Linked DNA regions of Homo sapiens: region 2 is linked to region 1. A link is a contact called in ENCODE POLR2A ChIA-PET data. All regions are on one chromosome and are shown on one strand. The core of a region is the stretch at or near the end of the contact, and the rest is flanking DNA. Distances in the headings are between cores, read along the strand shown. Region 1 holds the start of LINC01011 (long intergenic non-protein coding RNA 1011). Region 2 has its middle 9.0 kb from the start of NUP153-AS1.

Region 1 (7,688 bases), core at 3,056-5,555:
CTGGTGAACATTTAGGTGAAGATGTCCAGAGGACAGGTAGAAATTACGACAAAGGTAAGAGCTATCGATGCTAAATGAAGCTGGGGGAGAAACTCCTTGATCCAGCAACAAACATTTTAAAAGACAGCTGGAAAAGGAGCACATGGCAAAGAGGACAGAGAAGGAGAAGACAGAAGAAACAGAGAACCAGGTCAGCATCCGCTGCTGGTGCTGAGAGGAAGAGGAGAGTCAGAATTGAAAAGGGCATTTCTCATTCCCAAGTCGTTAGTTACCAAGGGACGATAGATGGGAGGAGCAAAAACTGAGGCAGATCCAGGCCTGGAGACACATGGAGAGAGTTGTCTTAGAATACTCTTTCAAGAAACTTATCTGGGATGAATGAGAAGACGAACTGGAGCTGGAGGTGGGACTGTGTCTTTTGAGATAGGAGCCTTGGCTGTGACCCATACAATGTGTAAGGAGAGGCATCACACCTCTTCCACCCCTACAAGTTGATACTCTCATATTTAAAATCTGAGTTAAGGCCAGGTGCGGTGGCTCATGCCTGTAATCCCAGCATTTTTGGAGGCCGAGGCAGGCGGATCACTTGCAGTCAGGAGTTTGAGACCAGCCTGGTCAACATGATGAAACCCTGTCTCCACTAAAAATACAAAAAAAAGTTAGCCAGGCATGGTGGTGTGTGCCTGTAATCCCAGCTACTCAGGAGGCTGAGGCAGGAGAATTGTTTGAACCTGGGAGGTAGAGGTTGTAGTGAGCCAAGATCACACCACTGCACTCCAGCCCAGGTGACAGAGTGAGACTCCGTTTCAATAAATAATAATAATTAATTAATTAGCCAGGCGTGGTGGCAGGCACCTGTAATCCCAGCTAGTTGGGAGGCTGAGGCAGGAGAATCGCTTTAACCCGGGAAGCTGAGGTTGCAGTGAGCCAAGATTGCGCCATTGCATTCCAGCCTGGGTGTCACAGCGAGACTCCATCTCAAAAATAAATAAATTAATAAATTAAAATAAAATCTGAGTTAAATTTAAATAATTGTGTTGTTCTGGAGATTTTTTAAAAAATATCATCACTGGTCATAAGAATTTGAGGAATAGCTAAATAACAAAACAGAGGTTTCTCTCTCTGTCTCTCTTCCTTTTTCCATAACAAGAGAAGCTCATCTTCTTATCTGGTCTGGAATCACTTGGGTGACATTTCAAAATGCAAATTAAGAGCCAGGTGGGCAGGTCCCCAATGCGTTGGGATGGGCCGCAGCTGACTGGGCAGCCTCCCTTGAGCTCCCAGGACTTTGCCGAAGGGAGTGGCGTCCATTTGCATGAGGAGCTCAGGAAAACTGCTCCTCAGGTGCCGAGTTAGAGACACCTAGTGAGCTTCACCAGAGTAGTTTTGACCAGGGATACAACAAAGCTCCTAAAACTGAAAAAGCACGAAAACAAAAATGGTTGTGAACAGGGCTCAGCGATGACGAGGCTACATTCAGCCAGTGTGTGTCTGGTGCCATGGTAGACACACCCCTGGGATCCTGCCGCCCTGGCACAGGGGGTGCTCTGGGAGACAGAGGCTGGAATTGGACTGCATTGCAGCCAGGTGGCCTTGGAGACCCAGAAGGGTGCCTCCTTGGGCAAACTTAATGTTCCCCCTAAAGAGATCCCTTTGAAGATCCGCATGGCTTTCACACAAAGGGCGTGGGGTTTAGTTCCAAAACGTAGGCTTGGGTATTATAGAATAAAAGCAAAAGAGGGCACAAGATGTGCATTTTCATTATGTTTACTTAGTGAAGGGTGGGCAGACATTTTCATTATTTTTGGGTTTTTTGTTTGTTTGTTTTTGAGACAGAGTCTTGCTCTGTAGCCCAGGCTGGAGTGCAGTGGCAAGATCTTAGCTCACTGCAACCTCCGCCTCCTGGGTTCAAGTGATTCTCCTGTGTCAGCCTCCTGAGTAGCTGCGATTACAGGCACCCATCACCACGCCTGGCTAATTTTTGTATTTTTAATAGAGACGGGGTCTCACCATGTTGGCCAGGCTGGTATCAAACTCCTGATCTCAGGTGATCCACCTGCCTCAGCCTCCCAAAGTGCTGGGATTACAGGCATGAGCCACCGCGCCCGGCCCATTTTCATTATTTTTAAACAAAGGCGAGCAATTCACTTTCTGGGTGCCCACCTGAAGTAGAGAATCCCAACCCCTTACCATGAAAACAGATAATCTGTTCACTGAGCCCCAAGGACAAAGCAGCCAGGGTCGACTGAGGGGCTACTGCAGCCTTCCTCTCTGACTCCTCCCACCTAACCATTCCCTCAATACCTCAATACACACACTCCTTTCTTTCCCAAGTCTATTGCCTCTTCCAAAAGCAATGTAAGATCCGCCCCAGAACAGTGGGGAGTTCTTATCCTTTCCGTTACCTAAGCAACCTGAGGGCAAAGACCTTTAGATCACCGGCAGTGCTGTTCTTTGGGTAACTTGATCTTTGCTTATCAGCTTTAATAACTTTATTATACGAAATACCCAGCCTTGATGAAGTATCGATGACTCACTAACTGTGGTGTAACTAATTGTTTCATTCATTCTACAAACTTTTTTTTTTTTTTTTGAGACAGAGTCTCACTCTGTTGCACAGGCTGGAGTGCAGTGGCGCGATCTCAGCTTACTGCAACTTCCACCTCCTAGGTTTGAGCGATTCTCCTGCCTCAGCCTCCTGAGTAGCTGGGATTACAGGCGCGTGCCACCACACCCGGCTATTTTTTGTATTTTTAGTAGAGACGAGGTTTCACCATGTTGGTCAGGCTGGTCTCAAACTCCTGACCTCGTGATCTGCCCACCTTGGCCTCACAAAGTGCTGGGATTACCGGCATGAGCCACCGCGCCTGGCCTCATTCTACAAACTTTTATTCTGCACTCACTATAGGCTGGGAGCTACACTAGGGCCTGGGGACATGAAGACAGGCGACACGGTCCCTGGGCTCAAGATGCCAGACAGATGTGCAAACAAGTGAAATCTGATGTGATATGTGCTTTAGTGGTGCCAAGGATAAAAGGATAAGTGTTAAGAAAAAGTAGCAACAATATGTCTGACTGGGAGAATCAAGAAAGGTGTCATAGAGTCCCTAACACTTGAGCTGAGAATGAGAAAGAGCATGAGCTGGCCAGGTGACACACAGAGCATATTCCAACCTAGGAGACTGGGAAATGGGCCAAAATATATACGTTTGAGGAAACAAATAGCTTACTATATAATTAAATATGAGGCAGTTTAGACTGGGCCCTTATGGATAAGTCACACCCATAAATTTTATTTCATCTTACAGGCAGTGGAGAGCCTCTGGAGGATTCTGAGCTTCGTGGTCTCATCATCAGAGTTATGTATGGCAACCATCCCAACCTTTTTGGCACCAGGGAGGGGTTTTGTGGAAAACTATTTTTCCTTGGACAGCAGAGGATGGTTTCGGGATGATTCAAGCACATGACACTTCTTGTGCACTTTATTTTCAGTGGGAGCCCTGAGCTTGTTTTCCTGCAACTATCTGGCCCCATGTGGGGGTGATGAAGACAACGGCAGATTATCAGGCATTAGATTCTCATAAGGAGCGCACATCCTAGATCCCTTATGTGTGCAGTTCACAGTAGGGTTTGTGCTCCTATAAGAATCTAATGCTGCCTGATCTGATAGGAGGCAGAGCTCTGGTGGTAATGCAAGCAATGGGGAGCAGCTGCACATACAGATAAAGCTTCACTAGCTCACCCACTGGTGGCTCACCTCTTGCTGTGTGTCCTGGTTCCTAACAGGCTACAGACCAGTCAGGTCTGTGGCCCGGGGGTTGGGAACTCCTGGTGTATGGAAGAGACTACTCTGCAGCAATGTGGACAAATAGGATGAGGGTGAGCTGTCAGGGGAGACAGGCACACATGGCAGAGCTATTTAAAAAGGAGGATAGATGACCAGGCACAGTGGCTCATGCCAGTAATCCCAGCACTTTGGGAGGCAGAGGCAGGCGGATCACGAGGTCAGCAGTTCAAGACCAGCCTGGCCAACATGGCAAAACCTCATCTCTGCTAAAAATACAAAAATTAGCTGGGCGTGGTGACATGCGCCTGTAATCCCAGCTACTCAGGAGGCTGAGGCAGGAGAATCACTTGAACCCGGGAGGCAAAGATTGCAGTGAGCCGAGATCGTGCCATTGCACTCTAGCCTGGGCAACACAGCAAGACTCTGACTGGAAAAAAAAAAAAAAAAAAAGGAGGATAGACAGGGCTTGGGGATTGGTGGATGGGTAGATAAGGAAGGAGGAGTCTAGCATGACTCTCAGACTACTGACTTGGACCAGCAGGGGAATGGCTGTGACAATAAATAAGATTGGGAAAACAAGAAGGTGAGCAAATTTAGAGGAGAAAATGAATTTCATTTTTGGCATGGTGTGGAAGGCTCGGGAGAGAGGTCTAGGCACCAGATGTCAACGTGAGGTGAAATGGATATAGCTGAAGTCAAGGGTGTGGTGAGGTTTTGCAGGGAGAGCAGGGACCTCCAGCAAGGCCAGTGCATAAGGGAGAATAGAGAAAAAAAGAACCAGAAAAAGACAAGGAGAGGCCAGAGAGGTGTGGAAAGAACCAGGGAAGACAGTTATTCACAACAAACAAAAGAGGGCAGAGTTTTAGAGAAGGAACTGAGCAGTTTGGGGCTCCAGGTGGGGCAGGAGTGGGTGGCCACGGTTGAGGGGCAGTGGCCTTCAAATTGGTCTGGGTAGGTTCTAATGGGTCAGATTGGTCAGTCCTTTCCAGGACACTGAAGGCTGCAGAGGTGTGACTGGATGCTGGTGGAGGGATGCATGGCGGGGAAGCTGAGTCAGATCCTGAAATCCTCCAAGCATGCGCCTGAAATGACCAAGGGAAATGAAGGCGGAGGCTGCTGTCGCCTGGTGGCCTGGGAAGGGCCAAGAGCCAGGGAGCTGGAGGGAGGAGAGAACGTGCGACCTCAGCACGGAGCACTGTAGGGGAGGCGGGGCTGGAGGGAGATGGCGCCGCGCTCCCGGATGAACAGAGAAAGCGACAGGGTGAGTCGCAGGGCACAGTGTGGGATGAGTCACCGACAGCAAGGCATGGACTCCGGGAAGAAGGGGAGACGAGCCGGGAAAGACTTGCATCGGGGATGTGAGCTGAGCTGCACCCAGACAAAAGCGGCTCGGGGCTCCTGAAAGCAGCAGGCACCGCCGGTCCTGCCAAGGGGCTACTTCCTGCGCGGAGTAGGAGAGTAGGAGACCCCAGGCCAGTCCCAATCCCCGGCCCGTCCGGGATGAGGGGGGCTGCGGGAGCTGCGGGGGCCTCCTCCAGGGAGGACGGTTGCAGGGTCCCTCGGCCGCCGCCCACTCCCGGGGGCGTTCCTTCCTCCCAGCTGCGCCCGGAGCGCCTGCTGCCTGGCGAGAGCCCGCCCCTCTGCAACCAGCCCGCTGCAGCGGAGGGCGCCTGGGTGCCCTCGGCCGAGCCAGCAGCCCACGGTCGGCGCCGCACTGTCCCCTGGTGGCGGAGCGCTCCCGCGACCCGGCTCGCCACGCCTGGGAGGGGTCCAGGAGGACGCGGCTGGGACCTGGGGGCTCTCAGGGTGGGGCCTTGGGGGATGAGGCTGGGGCCCGCGGGAAACCGGGCTGGGGCGAGGAGGCTCGCAGGACTTCCTGCCACAGAATGTTTCGATGCTTTTTTTAATTCTGCAAATGTAAGCCTTTCCACTTTAAGTCCAAGCTCAGCGCAGAGGACTGTTCTATAATACATACAATTTAGTTTAAAAATGTTGCAAATGTTAACATGTGTCACAAACTCAAGCAATCCAGTATTATAGAAAGCAAAGAATGAAATGTGCTGCTTCTTTCTCCCCCAGACGCCCTTGCATACATTAAGATATGTATATATGGAAATGTTACCGGGAGTCCCGGTTATCCCAAAAAGGGTTGTTTCCTGTTGCGTGGTGAGGCCAATGCACGAAACCGAAAGGGAGTGTGTCAAGCAGTGCAGGCTGTATTCAATGGCTATGGAATTGGAAGATCTGAAATCAACTTAGCTTGTGAGAGCTGGGAAGTTTCAGAGGTAGGGTGTCTTTAATGAAGGGGCTGGGCATTAAGAGCACGGGGGGGAATATTCGTGCTTTCCTTGGGAAAGAACGGAGATTTTTCCCGGAATCAAGAAACCCCTTTTTTTCTGTCCCTTCTTGGTCTCTTCCAGTCGTTGTCATGGCGACATGTTGTTTAGCATGAGAACAGGATGATGATAAAGCCAGAGGCTCTTCAGAGGCGCCATCTTGGATTTCGCCAGCTTCAGCTGGTTTCGTCCTAAGAAGGAACTTCGAAACACAGGCATTCTTTTTCCTGAAAATAAGCAGAGTTACAGCTGAGTAGGAATTTAGCTCTGTCCCATATGCTATCGCATTGGGCAGCAAAAGCAGGGTGGGGTCCAGCGAAATCAGCAGGCACTGCAATGAGTAACATACCCAGCCACGTTTATGCAGCATTTTTACGAAAATGAAACCATACTACCTGTAAAGGAAGATATGCTAACAAACAACAAAACTGGCAGGAACCAAGATTCCTACTGACACTACCCTTAGTTTTAATTTTCCCTGACAACAAATGAGGTTAACAGAGCATAATTATCTACCGTGACCCCTTCAAAAAGACAGGCTGTATACATTTGCACTAAGAGAAGAAATCGTGTAATGTCAGCAAATTTCCCCCACTTAAAGCTTCTCTATTTAAAAAGCTTCACGCACACATGCACGCATATGTCTTCAAGATGACCACAATTTATTTTGCAGTCATTCTTTGCACCAGTTCCCAATTTTTCCCACTAGCTTGCAAGCTCCGTGACTCGAGGAGACCGGGGGATCAGAGTTTGTTTTTGCGGAGAAGTGAGTCCTTTATGCCCCAAATAGTGACTGACATAGAGAAGGTACTCAGTAAACACTTTTTAAAGGAATGCCTGCCTGACTGAAGCTTAATGATGTGAGGCTTCTAGTGGGATACCCTACCTTGTTTTAACCTGAAGTGACTCTTCCTTAGCTAAGAGAGCCAGACGGACTCCATCGTGACTCCTTCACTCGCAGCCCCTTACCCACCCCCTTCCTCAAGGACTTAACTTGTGCAAGCTGACTCCCAGCACATCAAGAATGCAATTAACTGATAAGATACTGTGGCAAGCTATATCCGCAGTTCCCAGGAATTCGCCCGGTTAATAGCACCCAGAGCCCCTGCGTTTGTGTCCGGTTGATAACGCCCAAAGCCCGGCGTCCATCACCTTAGGATAGACTTAAAGCCTCTGCACCTGGAACTGTTTACTTTCCTGTAACCGTTTATCCTTTTAACTTTTTGCCTACTTTACTTCTGTAAGATTGTTTCAACTAGACTCCCCCTCTCCCCTGTCTAAACCAAAGTATAAAAGAAAATCTAGCTCCTTCTTCGGGGCCAAGAGAATTTCGAGCGCTAGCTGTCTCTCGGCTGCCGGCTAATAAAGGACTCCTGAATTCGTCTCAGAGTGTGGCGTTTCTCTGTAACTCGCTCGGTTACAACACTAGGTTAATCTTTTTCCTTTAACTGTTTGTTTAAAATATATTATGTTTAAGACCTTCTAACTGGTCAGCCTCCAAGATAGTATTGTGCTGGGCTTGCTTTATTCTGGTTTGGTTTCCATGATCCCAGTTCATGTGTTAC
Region 2 (7,782 bases), core at 1,847-4,346, about 15 Mb after region 1:
CTCAGCACTTTGGGAGGCCAAGGCAGGCGGATCACGAGGTCAGGAGATCAAGACCATCCTGGCTAACATGGTGAAACCACCGTCTCTACTAAAAATACAAAAAAAAAAAATTAGCCGGGCGCGGTGGTGGGCGCCTGTAATCCCAGCTACTCGGGAGGCTGAGGCAGGAGAATGGCATGAACCTGGGAGGCGGAGCTTTCAGTGAGCGGAGATCATGCCACTGCACTCCAGCCTGGGCGACAGAGCGAGACTCCATCTCAAAAAAAAAGAAAAAAGAAAAAAAAGAAATCAATTGGTTTAGTTTTATTTATTAACATAATTCATCAGTTACATTACGAAACTGGACTTATTAAGGTTGCAGTCTGTAAAACTATAACCTTTGCAAACCTTAGTTTGCTAATACTAAGCTTCTTTATTTTTTAAAAGCATTTGTAGAGAATGCTCAAGTTTATCAGACCCTAACTTATTAAGGCATTCCTTTTCAAAAGCATGCAAACCAGTTAACATGCAAACAACCCTCACATACATATCACCCCACCACCATCAGACAAGCATGAACTACCCAGTTTAAACAAACAGTGACTTTTGGCCTCTTGCTGCTACTCTGACCAGCAAGCACCAGCTGCAGCCCCCGGGAGCTTGTTAGAATAAAGCAGCTCTGCCCATCCCAAGCCAACACAATCAGAATCTACATTTTAACAAGATCACCAGGTGAACTGTATTACATTCTAGGAGCATTGTTTCAAAACCATGCCACCAGAAGTTATTAATCTGAAGTTAGATTAACTTTGAAGGCAAGACAATGAGGTACCTGAAGTTCCCGTAAAGAGCAGGCTTAGGAACTTCTGTTCCTTACTAATCTACAACAATCAACAATTTAAGAATTGATGAACCAACAGCTTATACAACATGTAGTTTTTTTTCCTCTTCTTTATCATTCTGTACCTTTCTCCTTTACCACAAAGTGAGCAGAAATGGAATGAACCATTTTTTAATTATTCTTTCATTAACTTTTTTTTTCCAAAGGAAAAAGGTAATCTAGCAGAAGTTATTAACATCTGAAATGTTAAGGGTCTAAAACTGAGCATTAGTTATGAAATATACTTAAGCATAGATATTTCAAGAACCCCTTGCTAATTCCCATGTATCCTTTTCTTATACAAATTTTCTTTTAGTCACTGCTGGTTGTTTGGTTGGTTGCAAAAGAAAAAGAAAAATTTTATTTTAGAACTAATTCATGAAAAAAAAAAATGGATGTAAAGTAAACCCTAATCCAAGAAGCTATGAGCAGAGATAAATTCCTAAAAGAAATATCAGGCTACTTTCTTAGAATTGCGATGACTTTTCTCATTCCGTTGTAGTCACAAAATCATTTTTAAGGTAGAAAAGCAAGCGGGCACTCTAGGAGGGAATATTCTTAGGCTTGGATTGGCATCTAATATATCTGGAATGCTAGATGAGAATTCAGGCAACTTGGAATAAACTGTAATTTTTCTAAACTGTAAAGGCAGGAATGGTAGCAGCTTTCTACTTGACAAATCATAAAAACAATTAGATTACCTACCTCTAGTAGCTTGACCTCTTTTTTTTTTTTTTTTTTTCAGACGGAGTCTGCCTCTGTCGTCCAGGCTGGAGTGCTGGAGTGCAGTGGCACGATCTCGGCTCACTGCAAGCTCCGCCTCCCGGGTTCACGCCATTCTTCTGCCTCAGCCTCCCGAGTAGCTGGGACTACAGGTGCCCGCCACTATGGCTGGCTAATTTTTTGTATTTTTTTTTTTTTAGTAGAGACGGGGTTTCACTGTGTTAGCCAGGATGGTCTCGATCTCCTGACCTCGTGATCCGCCTGCCTTGGCCTCCCAGAGTGCTGGGATTACAGGCGTGAGCCACCGTGCCCGGCCATAGCTTGACCTCTTAAATAGCTGCTATGAAGCTAAGACAATAATTGGACATAGTATTTTCTCCAAACATTACTTCTGGAAAAGTTCAATTTGATAACAATAATGGATATGTTAGTCTAAAAGTTTCCAGAAGAAGTCATCACAACATGCCTATTGTTCTTAACTCCTGCAATAGAGAAGGCCTAAAAAGCTGTGCAATACAAAAGGTGAAAAATCATATTTAAAAACTTACATACATCACCCCTTGTGTAGGCCAAATAGAAGCATGTTTGCTCATGTGAACAGTTAAACATCAAGGGCAGATAATGAGGTCACTGAAGTTCCTGTAAAGAGCAGGCTTAGGAATTTCTGTTCCTTGCTCATCTACAACAACCAACAATTTAAGTAAGAATTGATGAGCCAGCAGCTTATTGATCATGTAGATTTTTTTTTTCCTTTTACCATTCAGTAACTTTCACTTTTACCACAAAGTGAGCAGAAATGAGATGAACCATTTTTTAATTGTTATTTTCATTAGCTTCTATTTCCAAAGGAAGCTAGGCTACTAGCTGAAATGAAAATCTGGATTTAGCACATCCTTATTCTGTATCATCACAGGTAGCAGAGTTGATTTAACAGAGCAATTACACAAGCATAATGGTTAGTTAAGATGATTTTAAGCCAATATCTATAATCCATGGCCAGTGGCCTCAATGTAGCTTACCTTGTTTGGATCCATTATAATGACAGTAGGATATCATGAGCTACCAAAAGTAGGCTTCTTTAAAACCAAAAAAAAAAAAAAAAAAAAAAACCCAATAAAAAGAACTCTTCAAATATTCTCCAAAGCAAAGATGAGTGAGGTTATATCATTCTACATTTAGTATTAAAAAGGCAGTATCACCAAACAAATTGAAGGCAACTTTGCAGACGTTGAGCAAAACCTACTTAAACAACCACCCCCAACTACAGAAAACTCTCCCCCTCTCCCCATGAAGGTGTAGCTTCCACTATGTACCCATACAATGTGTAGAATAAAAGCATCAAAGCAGACCATAGGCCTCCAAGAAGGCCACAACCAAGCAACAAAGAGCATCAACTAGCCACAGTTAAACCCAAGCCATAACTTAAATGCTTTCAATTAGTAACAGTTACATTTTCTTTTTCACTTGTTTGGTCATAAAATCTTGCCCCTTCAATGAGTCAGCAGTGACTCATAAGCACTTCCTACAAGAAGCACCCGCTTTTAGGCCCATCCCTTCCAGCCGAAGTGCTGAGACCCAGGATTGATTTTAGCTTCATCCTTGCTGATGCTTGAGTTTAATCACTTGTCTCTCTCATACTGGATATCCATGTTGGCCAGCAGTTACTCTGCAAAGTAGTGGTCTGCTGCTGTGCAGTGAGGAGGCAAATCCACAAAGGGGCACCAGGAGTAGTAGACAATTGGGAAGGAAATGCCATTTTTCTCTCTTCGCTCTTGTCCACTATAGCTCTGCCTCTTTGACTCCTCATCATAAGGTCCCAGCCTTTACAACTATGCCTCCTCCTGTACCAGCAGAGTCTCCTCTCAAGGTTTGGTTTTGGTTTACAAACAAAGAGGAACTGACTTTTTGCCTACACCACTAACTTTAGAACACGGTCCTTTGAAAAGTATCCAAAACTGAGGTCGGGAGTTCGAGACCAGCCAGACCAACATGGAGAAACCTCGTCTCTGCTAAAAATACCAAATTAGCCGGGTGTGGTGGCATATGCCTGTAATCACAGCTACTCGGGAGGTTGAGGCAGGAGAATTCCTTGAACCCAGGAGGCGGAGGTTGTGGTAAGCTGAGATCGCACCAATTGCACTCCAACCTGGGCAAAAAGAGCAAAACTCTGTCTCAAAAAAAAAAAGAAAATCCAAAACTGAGATGGAGGGGAAAAAACGCGACAGTTCTGAGAAGCTTTCTGCCTTAATTTCTTTCTTTCTTTCTTTCTTCTTTATTATTATTATTATTTTTTTTTGAGATCGTGTCTTGCTCTGTTGCCCGGGCTAGAGTGCAGTGGTGAGATCTCCGCTCACTGCAACCTCCGCCTCCATAGTTCAAGTGATTCTCCTGCCTCAGCCTCCCAAGTAGCTGGGACTACAGGCACCTGCCACCAAACCCGGCTAATTTTTATATTTTTTAGTAGGAATTGGGATATCCTAATTTCAAGTTAATGAAAAGAACAAGAAAAGTGCAGTGGTTAGTTTTACATGAGATCCAAACAAAACAGGTCAGATCACTTGTTTCAATTTCTCCAGCAATTTTCCACTGAAAACTTCCTATATATGGAAGGAATATAGAAAAAGAAAAGAGGAAATGTTTAAGGAGTGATGTCAGACAAAAGAGAAGGAGGCTGAGACGAGCAAGCAGGGAGGGCAAATTTTAAATTCTGGCAAATAGTCACTGCTAGACATGTCTGAAAATACCATCAAAAATTCTGCCAGGTTCACGGCCAACCTGAACTCACCCTTGGTGTATTTTCCCTCTATAAGGCAGTCTTTTGGGTCCAGATTGGCTCCTTGTTGACCTAAATTCAAAAGCTGTAAAAAAACGAACAAAGGATGAGTGATACCTTGCAGAAATGGTGTTACCGAAACCCAGAGTGTCACTTACTGGCGTCATAAATAATGAAGGACTAATAAATAATACATGGAAAAGAAAAGACCCTCGTCATTGTCACTTCATGTTTTCCTCACATTTTGTATCCATAAAGCCAGGCACAAATTGAATGAATATTTATTGAAAGGATGAATGGACATTTATAGGAGGTTTCACAATTCCTTATTTCCCTCAACAACTTTTATGTTATGCAAATGTTTTCTGTGTTTGAAAAAAAATACTTTAAAATGAAACTTGTTAAAACAATCTTTTATTGCTAGAACACTTGAAATCTCCCTTTTGCTTTTAAACACAATTTACCTGAGACCATGTACTATTTGCAGTATCAGAGGTAAACAGAAAAATCACTTTTTTTTTTTTTTTGAGACGGAGTCTCGCTCTGTCGCCCAGGCTAGAGTGCAGTGGCGCGATCTCAGCTCACTGCAAACTCCGCCTTCCGGGTTCACGCCATTCTCCTGCCTCAGCCTCCCGAGTAGTTGGAACTACAGGTGCCCGCCACCATGCCCGGCTAATTTTTTGTATTTTTAGTAGAGACAGGGTTTCACCGTGTTAGCCAGGATGGTCTCGATCTCCTGACCTAGTGATCCACCCTCATTGGCCTCCCAAAGTGCTGGGATTACAGGCGTGAGCCACCGCGCCTGGCCTCAGAAAAATCACTTTTATGGACTCAGATCAAGATGGTGCTTTCTCTGGGGGATTATGCCAAAATAGGAATGTGACCTGAAGGGAGAAGGAAGTGCACTTTAAAAACAGACCTTCGGCCGGACGCGGTGGCTCACGCCTGTAATCCCAGAACTTTGGGAGGCTGAGGCGGGTGGATCACGAGGTCAAGAGATCAAGACCATCCTGGCCAACATGGTGAAACCCCATCTCTACTAAAAATACAAAAATTAGCTGGGCATGGTGGCACGTGCCTGTAGTCCCAGCTACTTGGGAGGCTGAGGCAGGAGAATCGCTCGAACCTGAGAGGCGGAGGTTGCCATGAGCTAAGATCACACCACTGCACTCCAGCCTGGCGACAGAGTGAGACTCTGTCTCAAAAAAAAAAAAAAAAAAAAAAAAAAAACCACAAAAAAACAGGCACTTTAGAAGGCTGAGGTGGGAAGATTACATGAGGCCAGGAGTTTTAGATTAGACTGGGCAATGGTGCAAGACCCCCATCTCTCCAAAAACAGTTTTTAAATAGCCGGGTGTGTTGGCATGCACCTGTCATACTAGCTACTCAGGAGGCTGAGGAGGGAGAATCACTTGAACCCAGGAGTTTGAGGCTGCAGTGAGCTATGATCATGCCACTGTACTCCTGCCTGGGTGACAGAGTGAGATCCTGTCTCTAATAAATACATACATACAGAATGACAGACTTTCGGGAATAGCATTCAACAGCTATAGAAGACCATGTATTCTGCAGATGGTAACATGATAATGGGATGTGTCCTGCCATTTAGGGACAAGTGGAAGTGGTCATACTCTTTTTTTTTTTTTTTTTGAGATGGAGTCTCGCTCTTGTCACCCAGGCTGGAGTGCAATGGTACGATCTCAGCTCACTGCAACCTCCACCTCCCGGGTTCAAGCGATTCTCCTGCCTCAGCCTCCTGAGTAGCTGGGATTACAGGTGTCCACCACCATGCTCGGCTAATTTTTGTACTTTTAGTAGAGATGGGGTTTCACCATGTTGCCAGGATGGTCTCCAACACCTGACCTCAGGTGATCCGCCCGCCTTGGGCTCCCAAAATGCTGGGATTACAGGCATGAGCCACTGTGCCCCACCAGAAGTGTTCGTACTTATAAGTATTTTGAGTAAATACATATGCAGATAAATTTCCTTTTGGAAATATTTGTTGCTTAGGATTTTAAATGATTTGCAGATTAAAAGCTTCAGATTAGCTGTCATGGTTTCCCCTCCTCAACTTGGTGGGCTTGGAGTCAGGACTTTCAATTTAAAGAACGTGAGTACAATTTAGTGATTCTTTAGCAGAGAATGCTATTTATTTATTTATTGAGATAGTGTCTTGCTCTGTCATCCAGGCTGGAGTGCAGTGGTGCAGTCTTGGCTCACTGCAACCTCCACTGCCCAGTTTCAAGCGATTCTCCTGCCTCAGCTTCCCAAGTAGCTGGGACCATGGGCGTGCACCATTGCACCCGGCCAATTTTTGTATTTTTAGTAGAGATGGGTTTTCGTCATGTTGGCCAGGCTGTTCTCGAGCTCCTGTCTCAAGTGCTCCACCTGCCTCGGCCTCCCAAAGTGCTGGGATTACAGGCATGAGCCACTGCACCCTGCCTATTTATTTTTTTAAAGACAGGGTCTCGCTCTGTTGCCCAGGCTGGAGTGCAGTGGTACAATCAGAGCTCGCTGCAGCCTTGAACTCCTGGGCTTAAGGGATCTTCCCACCTCAGCCTCCTAAGTAGCTGGGACCACAAGCACACACCACCACGCCCAGCTAATTTTATTTTTTGTAGAGATGGGGTCTTGGTACATGACCAGGCTGGTCTCTAACTCCTGGGCTCAAGTGATCCTCCTGCCTCAGCCTCCCAAAGTACTGGCACTACAGGTATGAGCTCACTGCACCTGGCCTCCTTTCTTTAGATGAAATACATTCTTCTGTACAAAAGGCCAGGTGACAGAAGGTACTGTAAAATGTGCACTGGAGACAAAAATACATAGACCTAAGGTTGCAAGGGAACAAACTGTGTCCTCAAATAATTGCAATATCTAGGTAGGATCTTGCAGAGATGAAGAGGAGGCCAAGGAATAGGATTTAAAGCCTCCACTGTTAGTAACTAAGTGCAGGAAATGATAGCACTATTTATTTATTTATTTATTTATTTATTTATTTATTTATGTATTTATTTATTGAGTGCCCACACTATGCTGTGCACCTTGCTGGGTGCCTTCCATGCATTTTTTTTTATCCTTATGAGGACTCTTTTAGGGAATAAAAGAGAAGGGTTATTAAGTATGCTCAAGGTCATACCAAATAGTTGACAGAAATGGGCTTTGAACACAGGTCTGACTGATTTTTAAAAACTCTAGTTCTTCCATTAGCCAGGTGACACTCTAGAGCTTCCCACAGGCAATGGGCAGGTGGAGAGGGTGGAGCCTGAGATATTTATGGAAGCTGCCGAGCTAACTGGAATCCCTGACTCTTCTCACCTAGGTATGTGTAGCTGCTTTTCCGTTAGCGCCTTGGCAGGATTTCAGGAGCAGAGTAGGGACTCTGCTAACCAGATCAGTGTACTGGGTGATGTGCTCTTGGGCCCCAGAC

What was found. ChIA-PET counts read pairs that join two places held with the same protein, here RNA polymerase II (POLR2A).
Region 2: POLR2A ChIA-PET joins it to region 1 with 17 read pairs in A673. The contact joins the enhancer-like site here to the promoter of LINC01011 in region 1. POLR2A ChIA-PET finds 5 or more read pairs at or near these places in 2 of 52 experiments (A673 and RWPE1).

Annotation. Positions count from the first base shown.
Region 1 is chr6:2,983,662-2,991,349 of GRCh38, forward strand. It overlaps LINC01011 (long intergenic non-protein coding RNA 1011), which reads left to right and starts at 4,306. Exons shown (of 3, transcript NR_026856.1): 1 at 4,306-4,370; 2 at 5,867-6,072; 3 at 6,208-7,510. NQO2-AS1 (NQO2 antisense RNA 1) reads right to left here. Exons shown (of 2, transcript NR_186367.1): 2 at 5,675-6,350. RefSeq lists enhancers at 4,248-5,057, 5,058-5,867, 5,868-6,677, 6,241-6,400, 6,678-7,485 and a silencer at 5,251-5,670.
Region 2 is chr6:17,712,180-17,719,961 of GRCh38, forward strand. No RefSeq gene overlaps it. Among named protein-coding and RNA genes, the nearest start is that of NUP153-AS1, 9.0 kb to the left of the region's middle. Within about 2 kb of position 3,097, at least 9 of the 41 ENCODE cell types and tissues checked have a DNase peak (open chromatin) inside an H3K27ac peak, as active enhancers do; they include A673, where a contact is called at or near this core.